2 separate regions of the Homo sapiens genome follow, and region 2 is linked to region 1. A link is a contact called in ENCODE Hi-C or POLR2A ChIA-PET data. All regions are on one chromosome and are shown on one strand. Each heading gives the region's core, a stretch centred on a gene start or an enhancer-like site at or near the end of the contact. The rest is flanking DNA. Distances are from core to core; before and after follow the strand shown. Region 1 overlaps ALPL (alkaline phosphatase, biomineralization associated). Region 2 has its middle 20 kb from the start of HSPG2.

Region 1 (3,041 bases), core at 380-2,879:
GCCCAGACAGCAGTTTCGGCTCCTCCCCAAGCTCCCAGCACCCAGTGCCATGAAGCCCTTGGTGAAATTAATCAGAGCCTTAGAGAATCATAGGTTGTCACCCTCTCACCGTGGTGAGCTCCTAGGGAGCTGGAATCCTGCTCTGCTGATGGCAGCAGCCCCGTGGCTGGCAGAGGCCGGCACAGGCCGGGTGGCCAGGGAATGTCGCTAGGTGGAAGGATGATGGGGTCAGAGGGTGGGTGGCTGAAGAGACAGCTCAGCAGCAGTGAAGATGGATGCTGGAGCCAGGCTGCCTGGATTCTGATCCTGCCTCTGCCCCTCACCAGCTGGGCAGCTCAGAGCAGGTGACCTCACCCCTCCACACCTAATAGAAGCCACTGCGTTGTTGTAAGGATGCCTTCATACACACAAGGGTGTAAAACGGAGGCTGGGATGTGGTAGGTGCTGAGTGAATGTCAGTCAGGAGCTAGGGTTATGGGGAGGGGGAGCAAATGAGGTGGATGGACTGCGGGGCAGAGATGGGCAAGTGGGGCAGATGAGGGGCTGGAGCAGAGAACGGATGGACCCTTCCCCGCCCACTCGATCAAGCCACCATATGCTTTGGGATTTCCCAGAGACCTGTTCACCTGGATGGCTGCAGACAGTCCTTCCAGCTCTGAGACTCTAGAACCCAGAAGCTCACCTGCCTGCTGAGTACTTTCCCTTCAAAGGGCCTGTTCTTAAGCGGCAGAGGTCCTATTCTTACAGTCAAAGGGCTCCCATCTCCAAAGAGAACCAGATCTCTCTCTCCCTCACACACTCACTTGGGAAGAAAGGAGTAACCTGCCAGGTAGCCTGACACTTCCTTTCCATCTTGAAGGGGAGAGAGAGAAAGTCTAGGACAGGGTATGGGCCAGAAGTGTCCGTGGGGGTGGGTCGAGCACCAGGCTGGAAGGATGATGGGGTTGAGATGAGCAGAGAGAGAGAGAGGACACTCCCAACAGGACCTGAGTGTTTAAAGGCAAGGAGGCAGGAATGTGTGGAGTTTGGGGTTCAGGGAGAAAGGCACGAGCAGGCGGCTTGCATTCAGGACAGAGGGGCAGCCTGGACCCACCACAAAGGGCTCTGCTCCCCAAGCACGGCCTGGTGGAGAGCAGGCCCTCTGCATGCCTCATCTCACTACATGCCCCATTGCCAGCTCCATTTTACAGGTGAGGAGGGTGAGGCTCTGACTGTCACTTACTCAAGGCCACACAGCAGAGCTGGAATCAGAAACCCTGAGGGTCTGGGTTCAGAGAAGCCAAAGCTTCTCTGGGGGTCCCTGAGGCTCCAGGACGGTCATGATGCCCCAAACCAACTCTGTGGGCAGAGGACTGAAGCCAGAGGACTAGTGGCAGGAGAGAAGCAGCAGGGAGGCGCAGTAGGGAGATCGCAGGGGAGGGAGATAGCAGGGCCCAGAGACACCATGCCTGGGGCCTGCAGTGCCCAGGCAGGGGTCGGGGGCGGAGCATGGCTGCTTTGCAGGCACACAGCCTTCTGCCATGCCATGGAAAGGACATGTTCTGCCCCAGGCCACCTCACTCTGTGCCAAGCCTAGATGCCAAGTACAGAAAGCGGTGGGGGAGGGTGGCGCACGCACTACATCTGCGGTGTTCGCCAACCACCTCCTCCAGCACTTCCCTCAGCCCTCTGCAGGGGGAGCCTCCCTGGTACTAGGAGACATGGCCGGCCCATCCTTGCTCTCACAAACAACAAGAAAAGGAAGGCACAGGCCGGGCGCGGTGGCTCAAGCCTGTAATCCCAGCACTTTGGGAGGCAGAGGTGGGCAGATCACGAGGTCAGGAGATCGAGACCATCCTGACTAACACGGTGAAACCCTGTCTCTACTAAAAATATACAAAAAATTAGCTGGGCTGGGTGGCGGGCACCTGTAGTCCCAGCTACTCGGGAGGCTGAGGCAGGAGAATGGTGTGAACTCGGGAGGTGGAGCTTGCAATGAGCTGTGATCGTGCCACTGCACTCCAGCCTGGGTGACAGAGTGAGACTCCATCTCAAAAAAAAAAAAAAAAGGAAAAAGAAAAGGAAGACACAGAGAGGGTACACAACCTCCCCAGTGTCACACAGCACATCAGGGGCAGGGATAGGTCTCCCCACTAACCAGCTGAGGATTTGGGGGGCAATTACTGGAAAGGCAAGGCAGTGTTCAAGGCGCAGCTTGGATGCCAATGTCTTGGACTTCCGTACATTAGTGATTTGCGGCAACTGATGAAAATATTTCAAACTGAGACTATTTTAGAAAAATCCTATTTTACATATTTTGTCATCGTATTCATAAGATTAATAATAACAAACCTTTTCATAGACCTTATTATGTGCCAGGCATTGTTCTAAACACTTTACCTATATTAACTCACTTGATCCCCACAACAACCTTCAAGGTAAGCACTATTATTATCCCCATTTTACAGATGACAAAACAGAAGCACAGAGAGATTAAGGAGCATGCCCAAGGTCACACAGCCAGTAAGTGAGCGAGCCAGAATTCAGCCTTACTTGGGGATGTTTCTGTCTCCCAGGACTAAGCATAAACTCCTCAAACAGGAGGCAAGACTGGAAACAAACCACCATTTGCCCTCTCTGCAATATGTACATTACACAGACACATTATACTTTTGCAGATGAAGGGATTGCGTGCAGCTGCTATTTGATTCACACTCACTACACTCTGTTCCCAAATGTTATTTCATTGTATCTGCACCACGGTTCCCAGTGGGAGGGCTTCCTATAATCATAACTTTACAGGAGAGGTGAGGTGACTTGCCAGAGGTCACACAGCAAGAGAATGTCACATCTAGGGTCCAAGTCTCTTCTGATCTTTGCACGGTATCTTGTAGCCAGCCCTGCAGTGCAACTCACTTGGGGCTTGCAGTGGCAGGGAGGGGAGGATCCCAGATTCAAGACCTGGCATTCAAGACCTGGCTCTGCCCCCGGCCAGGTGGGCGCACCCTGGCCACCCCCACCCATAATCCCCTCCTTCAACTCATCCTCAAGACAGGGCATTG
Region 2 (3,041 bases), core at 210-2,709, 420 kb before region 1:
CTGAGAATCAAGATTGCCAGGAGCCACTCTGCTGGGTACAAGAAAGAACAGGGAATATTGGCTTTTCTAGTCAACAGCTGAAAGCCATCCATTTTTCAGGCTCAGCAGCCAGAGGGTGGGAGGACTACGGGGGCAGTGGGAGCCACGCAACAGGGGCAGGCGGAAGAGAGAAGCTGGAGAAAGGTCTCCTGTGGAGTAGCAGTCACAGAGCAGTGTGGCAGGGGCTGCGACTTTGCTGACAGAACATGACAGTCACAGAAGGTGGGGCAGCAAGAGGGGCTGAACACTGACCCAGAAGCAGAGATTCCGAGTGAGGGGTGACAAAAGGCCATAACAGCCTTCTGGGCTCCTTGAAAAATAGCAGGGAAGGCTCTGGACTTCCCACAGCCCGCGGGATGGAGACTTGAGCCATTATATCTGACGATTAAAGGAAAGGGGCTGGGCGCGGTGGCTCATGCCTGTAAACCCAGCACTTTGGGAGGCCGAGGCGGGCGGATCATTTGAGGTCACGAGTTCAAGACCAGCCTGGTCAACATGGTGAAACCCCATCTCTACCAAAAATACAAAAGTTAGCTGGGTGTGGTGGCACGTGCCTGTAATCCCAGCTACTCGGGAGGCTGAGGGAGGAGAATCACTTGAACCTGGGAAGGAAGGTTGAAAGGCTGAAGTGAGCCGAGATTGCACCACTGCACTCCAGCCTGGGAGACTCGGTCTCAAAACAACAACAACAACAGCAACAAGTCCTAATGTGTCATATCTGCCAATTCCTGTCGTCCAAATATTTTCCTTATGGCTGATTTCAAGCTACCTGTGTTTTAACAACCATTCACCACATTTCAGAACATTTAACAGTTGGCTCTTGTGGGCCAGCACACGGCTGCAGCCACTCGTAAGGTAATCAAGCACTCGGAAGTGTGCCTGGGACACGGGGAGCACGTTGTGAACACTCGCTGTGATTGCGAGCCAGTCAAGTCAACAGTGTTCCGGAAGTCCCCTCCCCACCTCCACTTCACAGAACAGGAGATTGAGGTTTGGAGAAGTTCACCTGTTTGCCCCAGGTCACAGCACAAGCCTCTTACTTGCCGTCCTACCTTCCGTGGGCGCTGTTCTCTCAGCAAGGTTGTACATAAGCCTGCCTGTGACCGTCCTCCTGCACCCTCCTTACAGGGACTTTCCCGGGCCCCATCAAGATGGGAGCCCTGCTGCCTCCCAGATTGGCTGCTCTACCTGCAAAGCCCTCAGGTAGCTTGGCGGGCGGGAAGCTCTCCCTGGCAGGGACTCCTGCCAAGACACTCCTGCCCAGTGCTCCTGAGCTCAGATCTGCCCTGGCTTGTGCCTGCCACATGTGGACTTGGGGAAGTGCTGTTTTTGGCAGTGGGTGAGCAGGGGCCCCATATCCTTGAGGGTGTTAGGTGAGGAGGACGCGTGACTCATTGTGCTCTGGTGGGTATAAGGCTGCAGCCGGGGGAGGGCCAGGTCCAGGCCCAGGAGAGATTTTCCAGTCTGGCAGGCAAGTTGGCTCAAGGCCAGGTATAGGCTCAGGACACAGTGCCAACAGTTGCCTGAGGCTGGACACAGATGCCCTTCGGGCAGGGTGGAGGGCTCTTGGCTCTAGCTGTCCCCTGAACTGACCTGGGTGTCACAAACATGTGGCTGCTGAGCTGGGCTTATAAGAGCCATGTGGCTGAAGGGATAAGGGGGCACTTCCCACTCTCTCAGGCCCCAGGGAAGGAGAGAAACTGCTGAGCGGCAGGTGAAGGCTTAATGGGCAGCACCTGTGCTAATGGGTCAGGGTCCTCAGGTCTCTGGAGAAGGGAGCTGCTCCCCCTACCCAGGGGAGCACAGAGAATGAGATGCCTTGGAACTTCTGTGCTTGGGGTTGGGGAAGGGCCCCTAGTGTTCTTGGTGAGCACAGGATGGGCAGAGGATGTTGGTGGGACTGTGGCCCTTGGTGGGTGGGAGGGGGGATAGGTGAGAATGAGGAGAGCCGGTTGGGGGTGGGTGCAGGGGGAGGGCAACGGATGATGCAGAGCTACTTTTCAGCCAGTTTATCCTTGGCAATGAAGCCAAGGATCCAATGCTGGAGGTGGTGGAGAGGGGCCAGGTGGGGCAGCGGGTACCACTGTGGCTGGAGATGGCAGGACAGGGCACCCCACCACCCAGGACCTTCTGAGACTCTGCATCTTCTCTGCAGCGCTGGAAGCGGGGGCAGCTGGGCTTGGCTGGGGAGTGGAGAATGGGGCGAGTGGGGGATGGGACTGTTGCTGTCCAACATCCTGGGTCTCCAGACTAGACCCCTCCCAGTGCTACTCAGTTCACAGGGCCACTTCCTGAGTCCTCACCGAGTGGGAGGGACAGCCTACCCTCTTTTGCACTTAAGAAGGCCAGGTTCTCACTCAAGCCTCCTGGGCAAGCTTGGGCAAGTCTCTAGCCTTCTCTGAGCCTCGATTACCTCATCTGGAAAACAAAATACCTCTTAGGGGTGCTGTGAGGATTAAATGGGAGGGAAGGAGGCTGAGAAGGGCCTGGGACCCACAATATCATGTTCTATGGCACATGATATATGCCTCACAAATATCAGCTTCCCAGGGTTGAGCCTAGGAAAGAGGTGGGGCAGACCTCTTCCCCATATCCTTCCCATCATGCGCCCCGGGCTTGGAGTCAGCTGGACTCCAGCCGGCCCAGCCTAACTCCAGCCTGGGCCCTAAGAGCCCAGGATCGAAGGCCAGAACTTCCCCTCCCCCACCAGGAAAGGGGCCTCTCACTTCCCACTCTTGACTCCCAGCCCCTTCTGGCTCTGAAGGCCTCTGGGGCCTTCAGTGGGGCTGGAGGTTCCCCTGAGGTGGGAGGCTGCAGAGGGACTGTCCTGATCTAGGACACAGCCTGGCTTTCTGGGAAGATGGAGGAATAGCACATTCTTCCTGAAATAATTGTCCTAGAGCTATTTCCAGTGCCTCTTAGGCCAGAAATGGGTAGTGATCTCGATGCCTGGGACCTTCGGGACAAGCATCCTAGAGAGGCCCAGCCCTCTTGCTGGGTGC

Evidence for each region. A loop is a pair of places that touch in the nucleus more often than their neighbours do. ChIA-PET counts read pairs that join two places held with the same protein, here RNA polymerase II (POLR2A). Pooled maps may share reads with other maps.
Region 2: a loop to region 1 is called in a map of astrocyte of the cerebellum, with 7 times the contacts of the local background. The contact joins two enhancer-like sites. A Hi-C loop is called at or near these places in 1 of 168 maps with a recorded cell type or tissue (astrocyte of the cerebellum), 1 of 37 single-sample maps with no recorded cell type and 2 of 50 pooled maps. POLR2A ChIA-PET finds 5 or more read pairs at or near these places in 1 of 52 experiments (A673).

Annotation. Positions count from the first base shown.
Region 1 is chr1:21,538,664-21,541,704 of GRCh38, reverse strand. The region is part of intron 1 of ALPL (alkaline phosphatase, biomineralization associated); the gene reads right to left. Among named protein-coding and RNA genes, the nearest start is that of ALPL, 31 kb to the right of the region's middle. Within about 2 kb of position 1,629, at least 5 of the 41 ENCODE cell types and tissues checked have a DNase peak (open chromatin) inside an H3K27ac peak, as active enhancers do.
Region 2 is chr1:21,955,394-21,958,434 of GRCh38, reverse strand. No RefSeq gene overlaps it. Among named protein-coding and RNA genes, the nearest start is that of HSPG2, 20 kb to the right of the region's middle. Within about 2 kb of position 1,459, at least 26 of the 41 ENCODE cell types and tissues checked have a DNase peak (open chromatin) inside an H3K27ac peak, as active enhancers do.